Linked DNA regions of Homo sapiens: region 2 is linked to region 1. A link is an interaction called in ENCODE POLR2A ChIA-PET data of the cell type or tissue named here. Cell type or tissue: Panc1. All regions are shown on one strand. Each heading gives the region's core, and the rest is flanking DNA. Links, peaks and the distances in the headings are about the cores only. Region 1 has its middle 230 kb from the start of CSNK1G3. Region 2 overlaps LINC01170 (long intergenic non-protein coding RNA 1170).

Evidence for each region. Peaks named below come from ENCODE experiments on the same cell type or tissue, not always from the same donor. Only the 100,000 strongest peaks of a DNase experiment are listed, where the experiment ranks them.
Region 2: POLR2A ChIA-PET joins it to region 1 with 20 read pairs; 2 of 35 experiments call an interaction of 5 or more read pairs at or near these places.

Annotation. Positions count from the first base shown.
Region 1 is chr5:123,737,531-123,749,577 of GRCh38, reverse strand. No RefSeq gene overlaps it. Among named protein-coding and RNA genes, the nearest start is that of CSNK1G3, 230 kb to the right of the region's middle. In Panc1, for the core only: no CTCF peak of the experiment used is centred there; no DNase peak of the experiment used is centred there; H3K27ac peaks cover 1,342 bases.
Region 2 is chr5:124,231,598-124,243,644 of GRCh38, reverse strand. All of the region lies in intron 4 of LINC01170 (long intergenic non-protein coding RNA 1170), which reads left to right. Among named protein-coding and RNA genes, the nearest start is that of LINC01170, 200 kb to the left of the region's middle. In Panc1, for the core only: no CTCF peak of the experiment used is centred there; no DNase peak of the experiment used is centred there; H3K27ac peaks cover 1,503 bases.

The DNA of each region.
Region 1 (12,047 bases), core at 1,249-9,248:
TATATATAGGATAATATGTTATATATAAAATGTGTAATTATATATTATATTTTATCAGAATTTAATATACATACAAATCACCTTATATTCATAAAATATATTACACATAAGGTGATTTATATGTACATTAAATTCTGAGAAGCACTGATATAATTATCTTTAAGATGTTAAAACCAAAGAGAAGAATCGTAGCCAATATAGTACCTGTACCTCTTTCCTGTGGCCCCTAGAAAATGCCAACTTGCGTCTTATATAATTTTATAAAGTCTCAGGGCTAAAGAAGTAAAGGCCAATGGATTTCCTTGACACCACTTGAGAAATTTGTTTTCTCAAATCTCCAAATTATCTAATATTTTTAAATAGAAAATATAAGACTGAGAGCCAAGACATTCAAACACTAGCTTCAAACACCAGCCAGTATTTGTGTGTCGCTGGGTAAATCAGTCTACTTCTCTATGTCCACTCCGTGTTCGGGTTCTTGGGATTCAAAAGAGATATAGTCTCTTTTCTTCAGTTTCCCATCTATAAATGAAAGAGCATTTTAACAAAAACAAACTAGTACATATATATAAACTGTCATAGCACTTTTAAAGAATAATGAGTAACTGGACAGAGCGGAGCTGTCCACTTTGTTTAGAAGTCTGGTCTCTGGCTAAAGGAAGCCATCTCAAGTGTTTGAGGACAGGAGAGACATGAGAACTGAATTTTAGAACTATTTATCTGGCATTGGATAGAATTAACAAAAAACAGACTGAACACAGGATATCCAGTTAGGATGTTGAAGTTGTCCAGCGAAGAGATGATAAAAACCTGAAGCAGTAGAAGTGGCACAGACAGAGCTGGTAGGACTAAAACTCATGGAAGTGTGCACATGTGTGCATGCATGTGTATGTATGCATGTGCACACGCATGTGCTGTGTGATGAGGGGAAGAAAAGGAGTTGTGAATAACTCCTAAGTTTTTGTAGGGCAATTGAAGGAAATGGTGAGGCTACTGAGAGAGAAAACATGGTGGGAGGAAGTAGGTTTGGAACAAGGAAAGGAAAGAGATAATGAGTTTTACCTTGAGCACTCCAGATTTGAGAAGCCTGAGGACATTTAAGTGGTGACACCAATAGACAGGAAGGAATGAGGATCTGTTCCTCAAACAAGATGACACATAAAGGACAAACTAGTAAACCCGTAGTATCAGAATGGAAAGTGCTGACATTTTGAAAGCATATATATAGAAGGAAAAGCTTCTGATGATAATGTATACATACAGCCACTTCAGAAAGAGCATTTAGAAGTGCAATTAGCCTGGATTATTTTAATTCTAAGAAAAGTATGAAACTTTAAGACAGAGGAGACAAAATCAGAAGTATAGAGGGCCAGCAGCAGCAGCTAATAGCTACTCAGCAAACTGCAAAAGAACACAATATGTTCTACAGACATAAAGAGGGACTTATAGAAAGATTTTCTTATATCTAGATTCTGTTCAATAATGACCTTTTTTTTTTATCATTTCTAGACTTAAGGGGTATGTAATCACAATATGTCTCAGTTTTACAAGAGATCGTCTGTGATCTCTTGGTGTGAGGTCACAAGATATTAGTAAGTAATGAAACACGTTCAGAATGCTCAATAAACCCATTTTCCAGTAAAGTACCCTGACCATTAGCTCTTACTATGTTGATTAATACACATCTCTATGAATATTAAACACATATAAACTACACTAAACATCAATAACTAGAGAAAAATGGGAGAGAACACTACAAAGCGAGGTAAGAAGCTGTTCCAATCGCTGGCCCAGAAGAGGATTCTCCCTCATGTGTAGATGAGACAGGAGGGTAGACTATTAGAATACTTAGCCTATTTGATTTAGAGATTCAAAAGTAAACCCAGTTTAGATAATCTCACGTTCTTTCAGCTCCTAACTGCTTTCCCATTCACTGTCTTATGGTGAGTATTGAAAAGAGTTGCAGAAGATTTGAGCTAATAAAGCATTAAATGCAAAATCTTATTTAAAATGAGCACTATTGTAAGGAATCAATATTGTGTGTTTGCTTTCATAAATCCGCCACCTATATACACACGCTTGCTGAAGCAAGCATTGGAGCAGCAGGACTGCCCTGTCCCTCAGAGAATGTAAGGGACTCTCCCTGGGATATCGGATTCTGACTTCGAAGAATTGGTGCAAATAAGTGGCTTAAGTGGACTGATAGAGAAATATGCCTTGGCTTTATCTCTTGCTTACCAGCATTCAGGACCATCTTGAACTCTCAGGTGAGAAATGGATGTTTTGGCACCTACCACAAGCCCTACCAGAAGTACTGAGGATAACATTTCTGGAACATACTCACACACACACACACACACACACACACACTCACTCTCTCTCTCTCACACACACACACTCTCCCTCTCTCTCTCTTTCTCTCACACACACACACACACACACACACACACTGTAACGAGGAATTGGAACCATGGGAGGAAGTTCTGTAGGCACAATGTGAGTTTGCTGCTGTTGCCTTTTCTTCCTGGGAAGGAAGAGAGATAGGAAGTAGTAGAGAAGAAATGCAGGTTGAAAAAGCTAACAATACAGTGAAAGCAACTGGAAAAAAGAAGAGGAATGCAGCAATACCAGCAAACTGAGCCAGTAATTAATTCAGAAGCAAGAGGTCATTATGGATTTAGTGTGGAAGAAGAAAGTAGCTTGAACTCATTTAGATAAACACTGACTAAATGTGAAACAAAGTGCCAAAGTCAGCAACGAAACTGGCAGAAATCAATTCAACAGAGAACATTTTTCAGAGTCGGACATCAAGCTAAGCAGAGGCATCAAAAAAGTCTCCCTCCTGCTTTTCTGCTTTTGTCTTCCAGCAATCCTTGAAGACTAGTCTATTTCCAGCAGGAAAGAGGGGATGAGACAATGGTTGATGTTGGAGCATACTGAGCTGGCCTGGGATTCATGTTCAGATCCTAATTGTTAGTAAATAACTTAGCACTTGGCCTAATTTTCCTTGTTTGTAAAATAGAGATGATTATAGTATGTTCATAGTCGGTTTGTTGTGATATTTTTCACAAGAGATAAATAATATTTAGCCCATTTGTGGTGATAACATTAACTACTCAATAACTAATAAATGTTATTAAAACCATGGAAGTCAGAATTGGAATAATAGCTTACTTACAGAATTTACCTGGGTAAGTGCTTTATACGTATCAACTCATCTAATCTTTATAACAACCTTGTCACAGATGAGGACCCCAAGGCACAGAGAGGGTAAGTAATTTACTAAGGAACTGAACCTCAAGCAGTTTAGCTCCACTCTGTCCTTTAAAAACTATGCTACGTTACCAGAAGGGCCCTTGGAACAAATCTGTACAACTTTTATATTTCACAGATGAGAAAACTGAGGCTTACGATGGTGATGTTATTTATCCTGCATCACACAGCCAGCCAGGACCACTGGTAGAGGAATTTAAGAGCCTGTTTCTATTGGAATCACTTCCCAACCCCAAATGAATAATCTAGGGCCTGTCACTAAAGGTTAAAATGATTGTCACATTTTATCCAGCCACTTTCCTCTACAGAAAATGCAATGAAACTGTATTTATTTATATCACATTCATAGTGGAAAAGGTATATTTGTAACAAAAATTGATAAATCTGCAACTTGTGGTATTTGTTTTTATGATAAATGTTAAGGAATAGAGAGGACGGGAACCAACCTCTATTAAGTAACAGCTACGCTTTCTACTTCCTGTGCTATGAAAACAGTCAACATCTGATCCACACAGATACAGGATAGGTCCTGTGGCCAGGAGAGTCTAATTAGAGCTAGTAAAAATAAGATTCTCATTCTGAAGGTTATAAATAAAACATAAGCAGTTGTATTATCTGGTAACATTTAATTGACTGGGAGGAGGTAAACTATGTGTTTATACTGAAGTAGAAATCTGATTATCACAGCCTTTGGAATTCACTCAAAATTTGTTGAGTAGTCATTAATCTGGTAGGCGATGAGTAGCAAGCTTTCCTGGTACAACTTGAGCACCCCTAACTGGAAAATCTAAAATCTGAAATGCTTCAAACTCTGAAACTTGTTGAGTACCAACATGACACCACAAGTAGAGAATTCCACACCTGATCTCAGTGACAGTTTACAGCAAAATGTGGTCAAAACATTGAACTTTGTTTTATGGACAAAATTATTTAAAAGATTATATAAAATTACCTTCAGACCATGTGTATAAGGTGTATATGAAACATAAATAAATTTCATGTTTAGACTTGGGCCCATCCTCATGATATCTCATTATGTGTACGCATATATCCTTAAATCAGGAAAAATCTGAAATCCAAAATACTTCTGGCCCCAAGCATTTTGGCTAAGAGATATTCAACCAGTATATGGGCAACTTTCCTTAGACTAAGCATGCTGCCTCAAGCTATAGGAAATTCACTTCAAACTGGCATCCAATAAGGTTCTCAACTTCAGTACCAGAATCCACCTCAGGTTACGATGTAGGCAAAGGGGCAGAAGGAGGTAACAGCTCCATCTAAAGAGTTGTTTGTCCTAAAACTACCTTTGGACAAACAAATGCAAATAAAGAATTGTTCTCTTCTTCACACTTCTTCTCCCACCTCAATATGAATCAAGGCTACCATAATAGTGGTATTGAACTCTTTTAAATGAAAATAGTGATTTCCCAAGACAGAGACACCAAAATTCAACGTTAGAACCTCAAACGATTCTTCCTAAAATAAAGACTCCATGCTCTACAAACCAAATCTTTCATGGTGTCTTTACACTAATAACTCCTTTACCATTCATTCAGGTCCTAAAAGTGCTACAACTGTACAGTTCTGTTTACTAGTGTTGTTCAGTTTTTTCCGTGCACCTCAAGTGGACACTTTCTCTCCACTGAGCCATCCACTAGAACTTGTGGACTCCAACTTATGGGAAACAGCAAGGGTGTGGTAGAATCAAGGCTATTGGAATATGAGCCACCATTACCCCAGGCCCCCACTAATATAAAGGCAACAAGTATGTGTCTTGGCAAAGAACTCCTGCTTGGGTGAGAAGAACAGGAGGATGGCCTGCTCTTTCTGCACTCTTGCACCTTATGCCTCCTGTCCAAGATTGCTTGTAGTGATTCCAAGTGCTGACTCTGCTGAAGCTGAAGATCTCAGTGGGGCAAGTGTTATGGAGAGTGATTGATTGAAATTCAGAGCACTTCGCAGAATGATTTGTTTGACATTCCCAGTAGGAAACTCTTGTTTGTTGAACTTATTATTCATTCATGTATTCATGAAAAAAATACAATAAATGCATAATCTCTGCATAGTGCCTCAATGATCACATTGAAATGAACCCAGAGCTTCCCAGTGCTAAGCAAGGTCTTTAGTTTGCAACAGAACAGTTTTACATTGCAATATCATTAACTGTGTCTAGAGTTTACATTATGTTTATAAATCAGCAAGGGAAATTTAACCTGCATTGTAATTTAAGGTTATACAGAGAATCAGACATTAAAAATGCATATGCATAATAATAACTCCTTGTGTGACTTTTTTTCCTCCTACTGAGTGATTTAACAATTACCATGTTGAGACGTAACTGAGTCTGTTCAGCTAGTGTTTGTGTTTTGACTTTTTGACAACTAGAATGTAAGCCAGGGGAAATGCAGAAATTATTTCCAACATCCATGGGTAACTTGGGAAAATGGTTCTTTATATAAGCTATTAGAGTAGGGGAAAATATGCTACAGTATTTGGAAAACAACTGCTGTTAAATGCTGTTTTTTAGAATAACAGCTATTACTAGGCCTGAAACAGTAAGGTCAAAGTGTTATAATGGACTATTCTCGGTCTGGACCTTAAATGTTTACACATACAGCTGCTATAGTGATAGTTTTTGGTCTTCCTAGAAAGAGCCATTGCAGAAAATTCAAGAAAGGACCATCAGGGCATGGCGACCTCTTTTCAAAATTGAGTACTCCTGCAAGCATCAGAAGGCAAAAAGGAATTCCCGAATTATATTGTACATTCTCTTGCTTCTGAGTTTTGCCTGTAATAACCTCTTTGATTCTTAAGCACCCCTGGCGAAGGCTTCTATTATCTCCCAGCATGTTCTAAAAAACAATAATAATAATGAATTTACCTGATTTTTTTTTTTTTTTTTTTGGTGTTGGGGGGATGGAGTCTTGCTTTGTTGCCAGGCTAGAATGCAGTGGCATGGTCTCAGCTCACTGCAACCTCTGCCTCCCAGGTTCAAGTGATTCCCCTGCCTCAGCCTCGCGAGTACCTGGGACTACAGGCGTGCGCCACCACGCCTGGCTAATTTTTTGTATTTTAGTAGAAACAGGGATTCACCATGTTGGCCAGGATGGTCTGGATCTTCTGACCTCATGATCCGCCTGCCTCTGCCTCTCAAAGGGCTGGGATTACAGGCATGAGCCACCACGCCCAGCCACCTGATCTTTATCGTGCTCAAATTGTTAGACTCAACTGAAAACACCAGATTTAACTCTCATTTCAGGGTTGCAAAAAGCCAAGAAGAGAAACCTATCCACCTGAAAGGGCTTTTTGAAGCCTGGGGAAACCAGACCCCTGAAATCTTTGGTGACCCTCATCATGGTTTTATATTTTATTCATGTGTCTAGAATATCTGTAGAACATCTATTTAATATCGCATATCTATTATGTATCCTGAGCAGATACCAGCTTGCTACTTCCACTCTCTGTTAGGCAGCTCAACCCAATTTCTTTACCAACATTTATTAAACCACCATTTTTCAGCTCTCAAAATCTTACGACTTTGCAACATTCTCCTTTTTAAACTTTTCCTTACCATAACTTTTCCCACCGCTAAAACCACGCACATATTTCCAGAGTCAATATACACCATATTCTCTTCAATATTGTATTTTGGGTTCACATTTCATTTTTCCATTTTCAAAACAACTTATCTAAATCATCCTCGTGTTCTCTTAAGCCTTTCTGAGGCAGCATCCCAAGAAAAGCTCCCTGCCTTCAAAATTTGAGCATGTCAACATACCAAAGCTGCTGAAATAATTTTCTTCCAAGTCTATTTCAATTATATGCCCCTAAGCTTATAAACATGGCGTCATTTCTCATCATCAGCTGTTTCAACTCAGAAGTTATTTGCCTAGCCCTTAGGATATTCCTCAAGACTCTTCACCCCACCCCCCCTCTTCCATCTCATTATCCCACACACCTTTCCACACACATTCTTGCTTTGTCTTTATGTGTGTTCCTCTTCTTGTGTAATATAATGTTGTCTTCTCTCTTTAGCCCTCTCACTCCCTAAACTTCACTAAAAATACTCACACTCTTTGAAAATGTCAAAATGTATGATTTGAAAAGGCAAAATAGGTAAAAGTTTGGTGAATGCAACAAAGAAAAAAGATTACACAAACTTTAAAACAGAAGTGAGAAAATATCATATATAGGAAAAGGATAAGAATTTTCTGAATCATGAGGGAATTATAGGTATAAATACATACAACAAAATTTGAAAATTTAGATAAAATGATTAGGAAAATAAAAAGTCAAACAAGAAGAGGCAGAAGGCCAGACACAGTGTTTCACACCTGTAATCCCAGCACTTTGGGAGGCTGAGATGGGAAGATTACTTGACCCCAGGAGTTCAAGACCAGCCTGGGAAAGATAGCAGGACCCTGTCTCTATTTCAAAAATAAGAGGTAGGAAACACAAATATATCAATAATTATAAAAGAAATTTAAAAGGTACTCCAGAAATAAAATTATTCCGTCTATCTCCTAAAAAAAGATCTACTACAGATATTTTCATGAGAAATGTAAGATGAAAAGTATAAATTCTGTTTTTAGAACTACTCCAGAGCATTTTAAAAGTTTAACAACTTTCTAAATAAATGTATAAATTATCATAACTCTGATACTAAAGTCAGGGAAAAATAGGATTAAAGGATACTCCCAATCATCCTTACTTATGAATCCAAATACAAAAATTCTAATTAAAATATTGGTGAAACTACCTAAAAATGTATACATGAGTAACATATTTTGAAAAGTAGCTTCCAAATATCGATGTAATTATTAGCAATAAAATTCAGTATATTAATATAATTAAAAACTGGAAAAAGAACTTCCACTTCTTCAATGAGGAAGTAAGTGGCCCCAGACCTGTTCCTGCCACCCCGTAAATAAAAATAAAACTAGACAAATGTAAGAAGCAATGTTTTCAGACATTAGATAACAGGCCCCATATGACTGCAATCTTTGAAGATAGGTCAATGATTAAGGTAAGCCTTATGGTTGCTCTATCTTTTTGACTGAAGGCACTTTTTGGATCATGGTTAAGGAAGGTTCCAAGCAAATTACACTTAATGAGTAATGTGAACCTCTAAAAAGGCAAGCAACAAAGCACAATAGGAAAATGAATCTGAACAATTTCCAAGTTCACAGAGCTGAGAGATGTTCATGTTCTAATACATCATAGTGAAGGGACCTTATTAAAAGCCCAGCACATTGAGGGAAGATCCCAAAAGGGTCATGCTTAAATTATTTAAGGGTTATGCTTAAACAAGCAAACCAGATATTCCACAAAACATCTAATATCCAATAAAAAATTACTATACGTGTGAAGAAGCAGAACAATGTGACAAATAAATAGGAGAAAAGTCATTCAATAGAAATAAAACCAGAAGTGATAGGCATAATAGAATTCTCATACAAGGATTTAAAAACAGGTAATATAAATATGTTCAAGGATTTAAAGAAATACAAGAAGGAAGTGAGAAAAAATGGACACTATAAAATAAAATTATCAAATGGAGCTATACAGGTAGAAAACATGTTATCTGAAATAAAAATCTCAGTGAATAGGATTAGCAGCAATTTAGTTACTATAAAAGAAAAGATAAGTAAACTTGAAAATATGTGCTAATCGTCCAAATTGAAGCACAAAAAAGCCAGAGCCAATTATATGCTGTCTACAATAAATGGCTTTAAATAAAATTATACAGAGGTTGAAAATGAAAGAATGAAAACAAATATCCTAAGCCAATAGTACTAAAAATAGCTAGTATAGCTTTACTAATATTAGACAGAAATTTCAGCACAAAGGATATTACCAGAGATAAATAAGATCATTTTAAAATGACAAAGGAGACAAAAATCAAAAGGACGTAACAACTTTAAATTTTCATGTTCCTGATAATAGAGATTCAAAATATATGAAGCAAAACACACAGGACTGAAAAAGAGGTAGAAAAATTCACAACTATAGTCAGGGATTTCAACACACTTCTCTTGATAATGATAGAATAAGTAGGCAGAAAATCAGTAAGTATATAGGACATTTAACCACTGCCATAAACAAACTTAAACTAATAGATACTTAAGTAGCATTACATACAATAACAGCAGAATACACATTCTTTTCAAGTGTATACAGAATATTTACTAAAATAGGCCATATTCTGGGCCACAATACAAGTCTCAATAAATTCTAAAGGATTCAAGTCATGCAAAGTAAGTTTTCTGGTAACAGGGAATTGTATTAGAAATTGATGAGAGGAAATCTCAAAATATTTGGAAATCTAATGTGACGTTACTGAATAACCCATTGATCAAAGAAGATATCACATAGGAAATAAGATAGTCTGTACCTGAATGAAAATTAAAAAACAGGATATCAAAATTTGTATGTTGCAGTGCTTAAAAAGAAATGTATAACTTTAAATGTCTTTATTAGAAGTGAAGAAAGGGAGCCAGGCATCCACCTTAAGAAAATAAAAAAGAGGAAGAAATCTGCAGTTAGCTATAATTACACCACTACACTCCAGCCTGGACAATGGAATCCATTTGTGAAAGAAAGAAAAGAAAAGAAAAGAAGGAAGGAAAAGGGAAGGGAAGGGAAGGGAAGGGAGGAAGGAAGGAAGGAAAAGAAAAGAAAAGAATAGAATAGAAAAGAACAGAAAGAGAAAGATCAAACACAAAGTAGGCAAGTGAAAGTAAATTACAAAAATAAAGGCAAAAATCAATAAAATTGAAAACAGAAAAAACTAGAGAAAAATCAGTGAAACAAAGAGCTGTTTCTGTGAGAAGTTTAATACATCTAATAAGTCTTTAAAAAGAGTGATCAGAAAATAAAATTGATTTACCAACAGCAGGAAGACAGAGGAGACATAACCACAGATCCTACACATATTACAAAGATAATAAAGGAATATTATGAAGAACTTTATGGTAGTAAATTTCATAGTCTAGATAAAATAAATTTATTGAAACAAAGAATGCATGAAAGCTCACTTAGAAAGAATACATAACTCAAATAGCCTTTTACCTATTTTTTTTAAATATGATTTTGTAGTTAAGAACCTCTCACAAAGGAAACTCCAGGCCTAGGTGGCTTTGTTGATGCATTTTATCAAACTTTTAAAGAAGAAATAATACCAATTTTTTTTGCAAACTCTTTTAGAATACATATAAGAAGGTAATACTTTCCAACTTCTCCCATGAGTCCAAAAATACTCTATTACTAAAACCAGTAATCAAGCATCAAAAAGAAAAAGCAACTACAGAGCAATCATGAACATGGAAACAAACACTCTCAACAAAAAATTACTAAATCGGATCCAACATTATGTAAAAAGAATAAGAAATCATGATCAAGTGGGTTTTATCACAGAAATTCAGGGTTGGGTTAACAAAATACAACCAACCAATGTAACTCACTATATAAACAGATTACAACAAAAAAATGTGATCATCTTAATAAATGCATTAGAAGCATTTGACAAAATCCAAAATATCAAGTCATATTAACTAACAAGAAACTACAAAAAAGGAAACTTTTTAAACTTGATAACATCTATTGAAAATCTAAAGGTAACATCACACATAATGGTAAAACAATGAACTCTTTCCTTCTAAAAGGAAAGATGTCTACATTTCAGTGGAGGTCCCAGCAAGAACAATACAGCAAGAAAAAGAAATAATATGTATGGGTAGAAAAAGAAAAAAGTTAAAAAGAACATTCTTTGTGAATAAGATGGTTCTCTATGTAGAAAATCGTAAGTAGTCTACAAATGATGGCATGCGTGAAACACACATTAATTATATTGTTTGAGACCTTCTCAAAGAAGGGCCTGGGAGGTACTCTAGATGATGGGAAAGGCAGGGCAAGATCCTCAAGCAATAGGAAAAAAAAGTGACGTAAACAGAATAAGTATGTGAATGTAATATTTTAAACTGCCACGATAAGCTGATTATGCAATTTCTACCTAGTTAATCAAACAACTTTAAGAAGGGTCAGAAGTAATAAAAGGATTTAGTAAGATGACCAGGTGCACAACCATCATACAGATCAATAGCTTAGTGGTTCAAGAGCAGACTATGGAGAAATTCTTTGCCTTGTTTCACTCTGGCTCCACTTTTTCCCAGATATATTATAGTTGTCTCCATGTCTCAGTATCTTCTATTAAATCAGGTTAATAATGGCACAATCCTCAATGAGTTGCTTTGAGAATTAAATGTTTTTATACATGTAAGGCACTATGCCTGGCATATAGTAAAGTACATTTGAGTGTTAGCTCTTTTTTCTTATGTCAGAGCAATAAATAATTCAAAGATGTTATGAACAAAGGTACTCCTTACAATACCTGCAAATATTGTAATGTCGCAAGATTTAGTCCTCAGTGTTAGAGGTATGTGAGGAAAGTTATAAGATACATGAAGAAAACTATATTTTATGGAAGGACAAAGTAAAAACTGAACAAATTGGTAACTATATTTTAGATTTCAAGTCTTAACCTTATGAAGGTGCTTTATAAGCATTTAAGTCATGTAAAGTCAACTACAAATTAATCTATAATTAATCTACAATTCAGTGCAATCCCAATCAAAATCCCAGTGGGATAATTTATAGGACTTGATACATTGATTCTTAAGTTCACCAAGAAGAGCAAAGAAAGGAGACTTGCCCTACCAAATACAGTAATTACAATAATACAGCAATAATTAGTATGAAATTGGTTCAGGAATGGA
Region 2 (12,047 bases), core at 1,263-9,262, 490 kb before region 1:
CAGGTGTTTCCGTATATCCTCTGAAATTTAGGTGGAGGTTCCCAAACCTCAACTCTTGCCTTCTGTCTACCTGCAGGCTCAACACCACCTGGAGGCTGCCAAGGCTTGGGATTACAGTGCTGGGATTACAAGTGTGAGCAACCATGCCTGGCCTCACATCTGATTCAGATGAGCCTTTGGACTTTAGATTTTTGAGTTGGTGCTGTAATGAATTAAGACTTTTGGGACTATTGGGATGGAATGAATGTGTTTTGCCTTGTCAGTAGGGCATGAATTTTGGGGCCAAAGGCAAAATTCTATGGTTTGAATGTGTTCTCCAAAATTCATGTGTTGGAACCATAATTCTTAGTGCGACAGTGTTGAGAGGTGGGGCCTAATAAGAGGTGACTGGGTCATGAGGGTTAACTCTCATAAATGGATTACTGTCATTTTTGTGGGAGTGGGTTAGTTATGGCCAGAGTGGCTTTGTTGTGAAAGTGAGTTTGGCCCCTTTTTGCACACTAGCTCTTTCCCTTTCTTGCCTCTCTGCCTTCTGCCATGGTATGATGTAGCACAAAAGCCCCTCGCCAGATGCCAGTTCTGTGCTCTTCTTGGTCTTTCCAGCCTCTAAAACTGTGTGCCAAATAAATTTTTATTTATTATAAATTACCCAGTCTGTGGCATTCTCTTATAGCAACACAAAGCAGACTAAGACATAAACCATATATCAAACAAGTGCAGGGATGAAAACCACTGCACTCGTTTTCATCACTGTCTTAAACACTGTATGTCAATGAACGTCCTTAAAATTTGTTTGAAAAGGTACTGCTTTGGTAGAATGTCCTCTGGGAATGTGACTTCTGCCTCTGCCTGCATTGCTATACTTTTCTAGATTTTTTTACTTCTTTCTTTTCTTTTTTTCTTTCTATTGCTTTTTAGATGGAAACTCCCTCTGTCACCCAGGCTGGTGTGTGCAGTGGCATGATCTCAGCTCACTGCAACCTATACTTCCCAGGTTCAAGCAATCCTCCCACCTCAGCCTCCTGAGTAGCTAGGATTACAGGCATGCACCAACATGCCCGACTAATTTTTTTTTTTTTTTTTTTGGCATTTTTATTAGAGACGGGTTTCACCATGTTGGCCAGGCTGGTCTTGAACTCCTGACCGCAAGTGATCCACCCACCTCAGCCTCCCAAAGTGCTAGGATTACAGGTATGAGCCACTGTGCCCGGACTGATTTTTTAATTTCTTGTGGCTTTCCCTTTGCAGTCAGAAGTCTGTCCTGCCTCAGACAAAATCTTGAGCAGGCATTTTTTTTTTCTTCTGATGCCAATTCCACCCCCTGCTTCTTTACATTTAACAACAGTTTTTGTAAGAAAAATTCAGAGAAAGAAAATCTTCAACTATCACCTTACTTTTAGCATTTAACTATTTACTACATGTAAAACACTGATATCATCTGAACTTGGAACCCTTGCTTGTGTTAACATTTTCTCCTACTCCAACTCTCTAGCCTTTCTGTCCTCCTGCCATTCTTTCCTTCCCCTTTACTCTTTCTCTTATTTTCTTCCTCTTTTTCTTCTCTTCTTCTCTGTTCTCCTGTTCTCTTCTTTAGGTTCACTTGCCTACTTTAATCCTCTCTCCTACATTTCTTTCTCCATCTGTTTCACTGCTTTTATCCAACTCCCCCTAATTTGTGTTTCTTGAACCAGAATCACTTTTCTTAGAGCAGGCAGCTGAACTTGCTAATTTACTCTTATTAGAAGAGGAGGAGCAGATTTTTTTAAAATAAAACTCTGCATAATCAGAGGCTGATTTAATCAAAGAAAAAGACCAAGTATGGAGTGTGAACACTAGGATTTTTGGCCACCTTCTTGTGAAGTTACCTTGGAAACATTATTTAGTCACTCTGTGACTCAGTTTCCTTATTTGTAAAATAGGGATCTGGTAGCACCTGCCTCATTAGGCCTGTCCTATCTATTGATTTAACATGGGTATAGTGCAATTGTACCTGGCACACAATGTGTTGAATATGATTATTGTTACTCATTACATGTTGAATATGACTATTAGCAGTATTTTTAAAATTAGAGTAACCCTTCTGACAGATGAAGAAAAAAGAGTGCTTTAACAAAAAGATAAATTTATAATTTACCCATATTGTTTGGATGCAAATGCTATTCTATTGTGTCAGCTAACATTTCCCTTGTTAAAGCTATTAATTGACTTATAAATTCCTTTGTTCATAACTCAGGTACATTTCCTTTTGAACAAGTTACGCTATTCTCATGTGTCCACCATGGAATTAAGCAGGTGAAATTTGTTAGACTGGTATGACCTAGTCTCTGCATCATATAACCCTGAGCAATAAATGCTCTATCTAGTTCTCTCCTGCCCACATGATAGTTTCACAAGAAATACACAGTTATATGCTATTTTGGTTATTGACAGGCAGGAAAAAGGGTGTGCTTGCAGCTGAATTCTTGGTTCTTTGTTCTACTTATAGATGAGAATCCATCCCATTATCTTTTCCAGAACTTGAAAGTATTTTTAAACAATAAACTACACCCCTTACAAACTTCTAAATCATGAAACAAAACAGACGATAGCCAAAGGGCAGAGGGGAGGAAAGTTGATTTGAGCATTCTCTGTCCATACTCAATTGCCACTAAGGCTTGCAGAGCTTCCCCTAGAACCCTGCTTTCTACTTCCTGACACCTTCACACCTCCTGACAACAATCATCACTGTCTACCCTGCACCTCTAGATCCCATGAGCCTTAAAGAGCTGAAGGCTAAGTGGCAGTGATCTCTTCTCCTTCTATGCCATCTTTCCTCTCCATATGAAGGGCTCAGCAGTAGTATGACAAGATTCAGAGAAGTGTGGAGAAATATGATGAGGTGGGGACTATTTGGGATGTCTCTCCTTCCTCTAAAAGCATGTATTGAAACAAAAACCTCCATTCAGATGTCTTCTTTTTTTCTTTTTTGAGATGGAGTCTTGCTCTGTTACCCAGGCTGGAGTACAATGGCACGATCTTGGCTCACTGCAACCTCTGCCTCCCAGGTTCAAGTAATTCTCCTGCCTCAGCCTCTCAAGCAGCTGGGATTACAGGTGTGCACCACCATGTCCAGCTAATTTTTGTATTTTTAGTAGAGATGGGGTTTCACCATGTTGGTCAGGCTGGTCTTGAACACCTGACCTCAAGTGATCCGCCCAACTTGGCCTCCCAAGTGCTGGGATTACAGGCATAAGCCACTGTGCCCAGCCCAAATGTCTTTTCTTTACCTATAGGACTAGCTCATATGAGATATTTATAATTATCTAATCTAAAGTGATTAGATTCTGGTTGGCCAAGGACTGAAGAGTTTCCTGGGACATATAAATTTCATTTGCTAAATCAAAGACAGTCCTAGACTGACTAGGTGATTGGTCATCCTAGAAGTAAGTACTACATATGATACAGAATTATTTTACTTAGGTATGAAAAAAAAGATTCTATGTTAATAGATAACACAAAAGTGAAGTATAATCAAGGATGTTCAAAAGGTTCGCTAATTTGCACTGTAGTCTATGCTCATTTAGATCTCTAAAACCTTGCCTCACTACTCATCCCTATCTATACATGTCTTCAGCATGGCAAGTGAAACTCCCACCTCTACATTGAAGGATGTTACCTATTGCTGTATAATACATTGCCCAAAACCTTAGTGGCTTAAAACAACGATTTATTATCTCATCATTTTAAACGAGTTGAGAATTCTGGTACGGCACAGTAGGTGTGGCTTATATCTACTCTACCTGTCTGGTGCCTTCTCTGAAAAGTTCAAGGGCTGAAGGCTGAAATGATCTGGAAGCTTGACTGCAGCCAAAGTCTCCTCCCATGATGACTCATTCCCATGTCCTCTCCAGAGGGCTGCTTGAGTGTCCTCACAACATGGCAGCTAGCTTCCTCCCAGAGCTAGTGATCCAAGACAAATCATGTCAAGAATGGAAATGCTTTGAATGACCTAGGCTTGAAATTCACACACTATCACTTCCACTACATTCTAATTATTAGGAATGAGCCACTAAGTACAGCCCACATTCAAGGTGAGAAGTGAATTTTACCTTTTGAAGGATGGAGTGTCAAAGAATTTGAATGCATGTTTTTAAACTATCAAAAAGTGTTGCAGACAAATGCCTCTGAGCATGAAATGCCAAAAACTTTTCTTAAATGCTGATTTTTATTCTAACAGTAATAATAAAATAGCTTACAACAGGGTACTTATTACATTCCAGACATTGTTCTAAACTCACATGTATTCTCTTGCTAAGAAACCTAGCAACGCTATGGGCTTTTTAATCCCTGTACAGCAGATGAAACTGAGGCCACAGAGAGGTGAAGTAACTTCCCCTAGGTCACACAGATAGTAAGCACCAGAGCTGGGATTCAAACACAGCCATGTCAGCTTCACAACTCCTTTGCTACATGCGATTGCATCACAGTGATTTTTCTTTAAAAGCTAAGAAAACAAAGTTTGTGATTTTTTTTTTTTTTTTTTTTTTTTGCAGGGAAGTTATTTTATGGTTACCAGTCTAATGGTTTTTATAAAATCCAATTCTTCTCACTGACTTTACTGCTTCTATTTTATCTTATGTCAGACAACTTTGGTTATCCTAAGAAGTTACATTTTGGAAGGGAAAGGTCAGGAGTTTATAAGTTATCTAAAACCTTCTGGGTATGGTGAAAACTGTCCTATCCATCACAAATGGTAATTTTGAGATCAGAAGGAAATGATGAATGAAAGCATTATGAAATCTGTAAAACTCTCCAGAGCTAATATATGCTCCCTGTATAAGGTGGCGTCTCTGTTCTATTTTTCTGCCTTACCTCCTGAAGCAAAACAAAATGACATTAAGGTAATTAGAAGAGTCACTATTAATTTGGATTCAGCTCATGAAGACTCCTGTGGTTTTCTCTCCTGTGTGTTTTTCTAGCGTGATTTTCCCCCATTTCCCAATATTCTGTGAACTTACTAGGCAAATGTCAGCAAGACTGGGAAAGTCCTCAGGTGCTTATTGTTTGTAAGTGAACGAGCCTCCATCGGATGGGTTGCTGCTGCCCTCGCCAAGGCATGTTACTGCACGCAGTTTGCCTTGGCTGGAAGTTGTGGTTACTGGTGAGATGTGGTACAAGCTGCACCACTATGGTCTGAATGTTTGTGTCACCCGCAAATTCATATGTTCAATTCCTAACCCACAATGTGATGATATCCAGAGGTGGGGCCTTTGGGACCAGTGCTCTTTTTCTTTCTTTCTTTCTTTTTTTTTCTGAGACGAAGTCTTATTCTGTCACCCAGCCTGGAGGGCAGTGGTGTGATCTTGGCTCACTTAAACCTCAGCCTCCAGGGTTCAAGCAATTCTCCTGCCTCGGCCTCCTGAGTAGCAGGGACTGCAGGTGCACCACCACACCCAGACCACTGCTCTTTTAAAAGAGACCTGCGAGAGTTCCTTTGTTTCTTCTGCCATGTGAGGAGGCACAGTGAGAAGTGAGCTCTTTGCACCTGGGAAGTGGGCCCTTACCAAAACCTGGCCATGCTTATACCCTAACTCAGGTTTCTCCAGGCTGTGGGAAAGATATTTCTGCTCTTTATAAGCCACATAGTCTATGGTACTTTGTTGGAACAACCCAAGCAGACTAAAACACAACTGAAGCCTAAAGGTGAACATGGGCACTAGGAAGTTCACTGGGTACAAAAGGAAATGACAAAAGGATTGCAGGGGTACATGGAGGAGGGGAACAGCAAAACAAGCCAACCATACAAACTGTGTATTTTATTAACTTAACAAACCGGTAGCACTTACTATGTACCAGGAACTGTTCTAAGCTCTTTTAAAATATTAACTCATTTATCCTCGTAACAACATTGTGAGGTCACAACTATGTATGGGCTCCATTTTATAGATTAAGATTCTGTTCAGAAGCACTAAGCAGTTATGTCACTTGCCCAAGGTCACACAACTGGTGAAGAGTGGAGCTGGATTCCACTCTTAGGAGTTTGGCTCCTGAATAGTGGTTTTTATCCACTCTGTAAAGCTACCTCCATTTTGTCTCAGAGTTTGGTCTACTCCAGAAGGTTCACATCACATCATTGTTGATCTCAGAATGAAAGCCAGTTCTCACTTAATGTAGTGTTAGACATTTCCCATAGAGAGAAATGTGGCTGGTGGTGGGAGGAAGGGATACTCCTCAGCTAACCAAATATCGGTAGCTAAAAACTCTAGCCTGAATTGATATATATTGCAGCATGCTGTCTGATATTTCCCAGATGTGTGGAAATAATCTTAGAAGAACATTTAATATAATAGTCCTTTTGGCATTTAAATATGGGTGACAGGAACTCTTTAAGGCTGCATAAACAGAGCACACAGGTGTTAGAAAAACAGCTGTGAATAAAGGCCAGGTCTTTTCAAACAGAGAGAGAAGTGGTGCGATAAAAGGGCTATAACCTTGTGTTTTTAGGCTTATGACCTTTGTTTCATTAGGTGCACCTTTAACTGTGATAATCATCCACTTAAATGAATATCATTTCCTTACAATTACAGCAGGGTCATACATAATACACTCAGTTCCCCTGGCAGCCTATGTGTTAGTCATGCATATTTCATGAGCAGTTTTATTCCCCAAGTCACTTGCAAGCAATGCTCAATCCCATGGCTTTGGTGCCTAGGAAATAAAGGTCTTGTCCATAAAGAGATCTCAGGGCAATTATTGTAGCTCTGCACTTTATCAAGGAGAGCAACCGAATGACCTGCTTGTAACATCTGACCAGCACTATTATCAATTTTCTTCTTAATATACATGATTCCTCTCAGTTATCAGTGGATATGGGAAACATGTTCCTCTGATTTTATTTGCCTGATGTAAATTGTTTGAATGATGCCTAGTGATATAAGGAGAATATAAGCCCTTAAGAGAATATTTGTAGCAACCTAATGAGTGTAAAAAGAAGGGGGAAAAAAGCCATGTCCCCATGTCTACAACATACTCAATACTTGTGGGGCAGCAAAAAATAGATCACAGTCCATGGAGCATGGTCAGGCAATTTAAGTGAGTCGACATCTGTTTGTGCAATGTGATGTTTTTCCCAGCTGCATCAGCTGCTGGGAAATAAAGTGTTGGAATGATAATAAGCAGAAAGGAAGTTTGCAGTAACAGTGAAATATAAGCCTCTTCATAGTCTCAATATCTTTTGTGGGCAGTTTCCTTTTTTCTCTTTTCAAGACTATTGAGTTCATCAAGACAGCTTCATCTTTGTGAGATCTCCCACCGCACTTGGAATATGATCGAAGAAATGTGAATCCCATCTGCCAGGTCTTGCGGGTTGACTTTCTAGGTTGGATAAAACTGAAAACAATTTACTTTTTAAAAATTCTGACTTTCTAAACGTCGTCTATGCAGAAAGTAGCTTCATTGTCTTTTGCCCCCTATAACTGCTTTCAGTCTTTCATAGTTGAAATACACTGAAATTATAAGAGCTGGGCCAGGTTAGGGCCAAGATACTTGAATCATATCTGTTAGTTCAACATCCTATCTTCCCACTACACCCTGCCCCGGAAAGATTTGGGTGGAAACCCTTGTTCCGCACTCTGCAAGTTATAGAGAGGAGGGGGGAGGGGAGAGAGAGAAACATTTCCTCTTAAACCAGCAAAATTAATATTTACGTTGTTAAAACATTAGAGAAGCCACAGAAAATTATTAATCTAAAAAGGTTATAATTATCTTTAAAATGGTGGCATCCATTGAAATGTAAATCTTAATGTGCAGGGAAAAGGCTCATGTTCTTGGTGCCTGGGGCCGCCTGCCCGGCTGCTGCAGCTGCAATTGATCATTCCAAATCAAAGGGAGAGGGAGATATCTCTGGTGGCGGGCGGGCGGGGGAAGGGTGGTGGGGGGTTGTGGGGGAGCAAGCAGATAAAGATGCTCTGTTCTTTGGGTCTGTTATAAAAAAAAAAATGAGCTGGAATGTGTTTCAAATCTCTCTTCTGTTGAATTTGCAGCCCTTCAAAGCTTACCCACAATAAATAAAAGTTTTCAAAACCCATAGACTCTAAAAGATTCATTGAAAATTCCTCTGAATTAAGCATCTCTCTCTCTCCCTCTCTCTCCTTTCCTTCCTCCTTCCCTCTCCTCCTATCACTCTTGGTCTAAAGTTACCAAAGCCAGCACAGTTTGAAACAAATGTGAATTAGATGATTAAATATGAGGCATATTTAAACTCTTAATGCTTTCATTGATAATGTAGTTATTTTTTGGCCTGCATTCTGGAAAATGAATGCATTGATTACATTGCTCAAGAAGACAACCTGGTCTAAAGGAAAGAGTAAGGTCAAAGGAAAGAGAAAGAGGACCCAGTGAAAAAGCAGAGGCCAAAAGTGTGAAAGCCTGTGTCAGAGTCCCAAGGCCAAGGACTCAGGAGTTCACCAACAAATGACAGGAGACAACTGGAATCTTCTACAGCCCCTCAATATTACTGACTGTGTAGACATTTCTCAAGGTCCATTAAATTCTATTTGATGTACATTAAAAAAGATTTAATCACAGATGCCAGTCAGCTAACCAACCCATTAATCTAGCTGTTTTTCCTAAGAAAATTGTATTTAAAAAGGTCTTTTTTCCTCAATTTAATTTAGTCATCCTTTTAAATTTCATGTATTTATCATGTAAATGTGCCTTATTTGCAAAAGAAAAGCATGGGATTCAATGAAATAAATAGTTATTTCATTAAAATGGATACAAAAAACCCTGTGATTAGGGTAATTAATTTGCACACTAAAAGCTATCTTCCTGGTTCAGATCATTAATATTGATGGCCTTCGATTTTGTTCTCAGTAATGTTCCTTGAAATATACTCAGAACTGGGACCAGGGCTGAATGAGCAGCCATCAGAACACAAGTAAAAATGAGGCATCAGTGAGCATTTGGGGCTGCCTCTCTTCCCTCTTCTTCAGCCAGCAGCACATAATGTAGAGACCTGTGTCCCAAAATAAACTCGGCTGATTCTGTTTGAATGAGTTGGTGTGGTTTATCTTATCTCAAATGTCAGTTATTGATGCCTGGCACTTATTGATGTGTGTCTTCTTTTGGAGGAGGAAAAAAACATTTAAATTGCAAAATAACATTACAGGAGATTATGTCTAGGTACCACATGCTGTTATGCACAGCATTGCCAGATAACAAGGCAACGTCTGTCAATATACCTTTCTCATTAGATTTTCATCTGCATATTATGCAAATGGATTCGAGCAGGTTTCCACTTTGATAGCTCTCTGTCACAAGTTTGAGTCAAGGCACATATTTTGTTTCTGTTCTGTTCAGCAGATGTATTCCACCAAAGACCTTGTAGAAAAGGTGTCATATCAATGTGCTGCACTATCAAATGCAGCTGTAGGCTGCACTCACATGAAAATCAAATCCTGGAACAATTTGAGATTACCTCACTTCGCTGTGTCAGCATGCCCAACATTCCTGGTGATGGAAAATGAATTAACATTCTGTACTAGATATATGTATGTGCGTGCAAACAGATTCATACAGCAACATAGGAGCTGCTTGATATTTTAACTTGCATTTCAGGGTTTGCTGACAGAGATGTTGTAAATGCTTTTTAATTACAGATAAAAGTATGATTTTTAAGACTGGTTTTCATTTTCCCAACTGTTCTTCTTTTTTTTTTTTTTTTTCTGACATATTGCCCTTGAAGTTCCCCTTGCAAGAGATTATACATTTATCCAAAGTTATCAGAATTACTCTCGTGCCTCTGCTACTTTGAAGGTTGCTTTCAGACTATTAAATCTTTTCCAAAAATAAGGATGCCAGAACAGAGGTCTTTAACAATCTCCATTGTTGTTTTAGGGTCAGAAGTGCTTGTGTTAAAATTTGAACACTGTTTTATTGAGTGCAGATTGTGTCAGGGCTTTGTCTCACCTCTGATCTTGATAGTGTGAGTTCTAATGCTGGTCTTGCACTCTCCCTGCCTTTTTTCTTTTCTTTTCTTCTCTTTTCTTTTCTTTCTTTTCTTTTCTTTCTTTTTTTCTTTTCTTTTCTTTCCTTTCTTTCTTTCTTTTTCTTCCTTCCTTCTTTCCTTTCTTTGTTCTTTCTTTCTTTCTTCTTTCTTTTTCCTTCCTTCCTTCCTTCCTTCCTTCCTTCCTTCCTTCCTTCCTACCTTCCTTCCTTCCTTCTTTTTCTCTTTCTCTTTCTCTCTCTCTCCCTTCCTTCCTTCCTTCTTTCCTTCCTTCCTTCCTTCCTTCTTTCCCTTTTTTCAGGGTCTCATTCTGTCACCCAGGCTGGAGTGCAGTGGCACAATCTCTGCTCACTGCAACCTCTGCTTCCTGGGATCAAGTAATTCTCCTGCCTCAGCATCCCGAGTAGCTGGAATTACAGGTGCCCACCACCATGCATGGCTAATTTTCGTATTTTTAATAGAGACAGGGTTTCTCCATGTTAGCCAGGCTGGTCTTGAACTTCTGACCTCAGGTGATCCGCCCATCTCGGCCTCCCAAAGTTCTGGGATTATAGGCATGAGCCACCACGCCTGGCCTCTCCCTGCCTTTTAAAATGCTTTCAGGTATTTAGTTCTATACTTGGAACTATAGAACTAAAGAAGTAATTTAGTACTAAAGAAGCAAATAAGTAATTTATTCAAGGAAGATAGCTTCATGTATTTCTGGATTTCTACAGTGTTCTGTAAGCAAGACAAGGCAAAACAAAAACAAAACAAAACAAAACTAGCCAGAACGATTTCTCAGACTCTGGTGAAAACTTCGTTGGGGTCGGAGGGGCGGGAGGGGGGTGGGAAATGGAAGCTTTCTATATCTTCCCCAAGACTACTCACTGGGCCTTCTTTGCCCGTCTTGTTTTGTGCAGCGCTTGAAGTGGGGCACGCTAGGTGCCCTGTCATAAGACAGGGTGCCACCGCAGACGGCAATGTGCTAATTAAAAAGAGGAACGCAGCACCAGTCTGCTTGTTATTATTCATGGTAAGCATGCAGCAAATCACTTAGCTGTTTGCTTTAAGAAAAAAAGCTTTTTAAAAATTTCTATCCTATTTTTTCCTTTCTTTTCCTTCCTTCTTTTTTTCTCCTTTTCTTTCTTTCTTTTTTTTTTCCCCCCGGACTACCCTGTTTAAAAAGATACTCATGGTCTCAAAGACTTTTTCTAAAGAATGACATTGAAAAGACATTGCCCCGAGGTTTGGTAGAGCAAAAGTCTGGATCATTTGTACTGTTCAATGTCATGCCTTTTTTCCCCCGATTCTTCTTTTAAAACAGCTATTCACTCATTACAATATGCTTTCCACAATATGCTTTCTCTAACCGATTAACAAGTAGGTGAGATGAGTAGGGAGTATTGTTCCAGGGATTTTTTATTTTTTTAAGCATTAAGGAGAAATGATAATAAGAAAAACAGTTTTCTATAACTTAGATCCCCTGAATGCTGGCATTAGAAGGGATTTGCAGCCTGTTAGGCCATGTTCACATTTATTAAGATGTCAGACACTGAATAAAGCAGAAATAGCATTGTTTTAGAAATAGCAATCAATCAACTTCCCTCCCACAAGCAAAATCTAAGTTCAAACACCATAAACTTGGACTTTGAGATTCTGGTACTTTACAGGAGGCAAACATGACGTAGTAGACAGTGTTTTTTCATTAACATGAACCTTCGCATTTGCTTTTCCGAAATGTATCACCATTTAAAGGAAGCTGTCATAAGTATTTCAGATTTATATAATCCTTTTCTTCTGAGGCATCTAAGAAGTTTATAAATGAGCAGTCCACCTACACACTTCATTTTCTCTGATGTTGGGGCCCTTATTTTCCAAGTGTAAGAATTTGTACACGAATGTAAATGTTCCATGGCTTTTTCAAGATGACCAGAGGAATTAGAACCCTGAAATAACTACTTATTCTGTTAGATTTGGGAAACTTGGAAAGCCATTTAAATATTGTTCTTTTTTTCCCCCCCAGGCATCACTCCCTAAATAAAGAGGAGTACAAATTTTTTTGTGGTAATTCGGTTTGCTA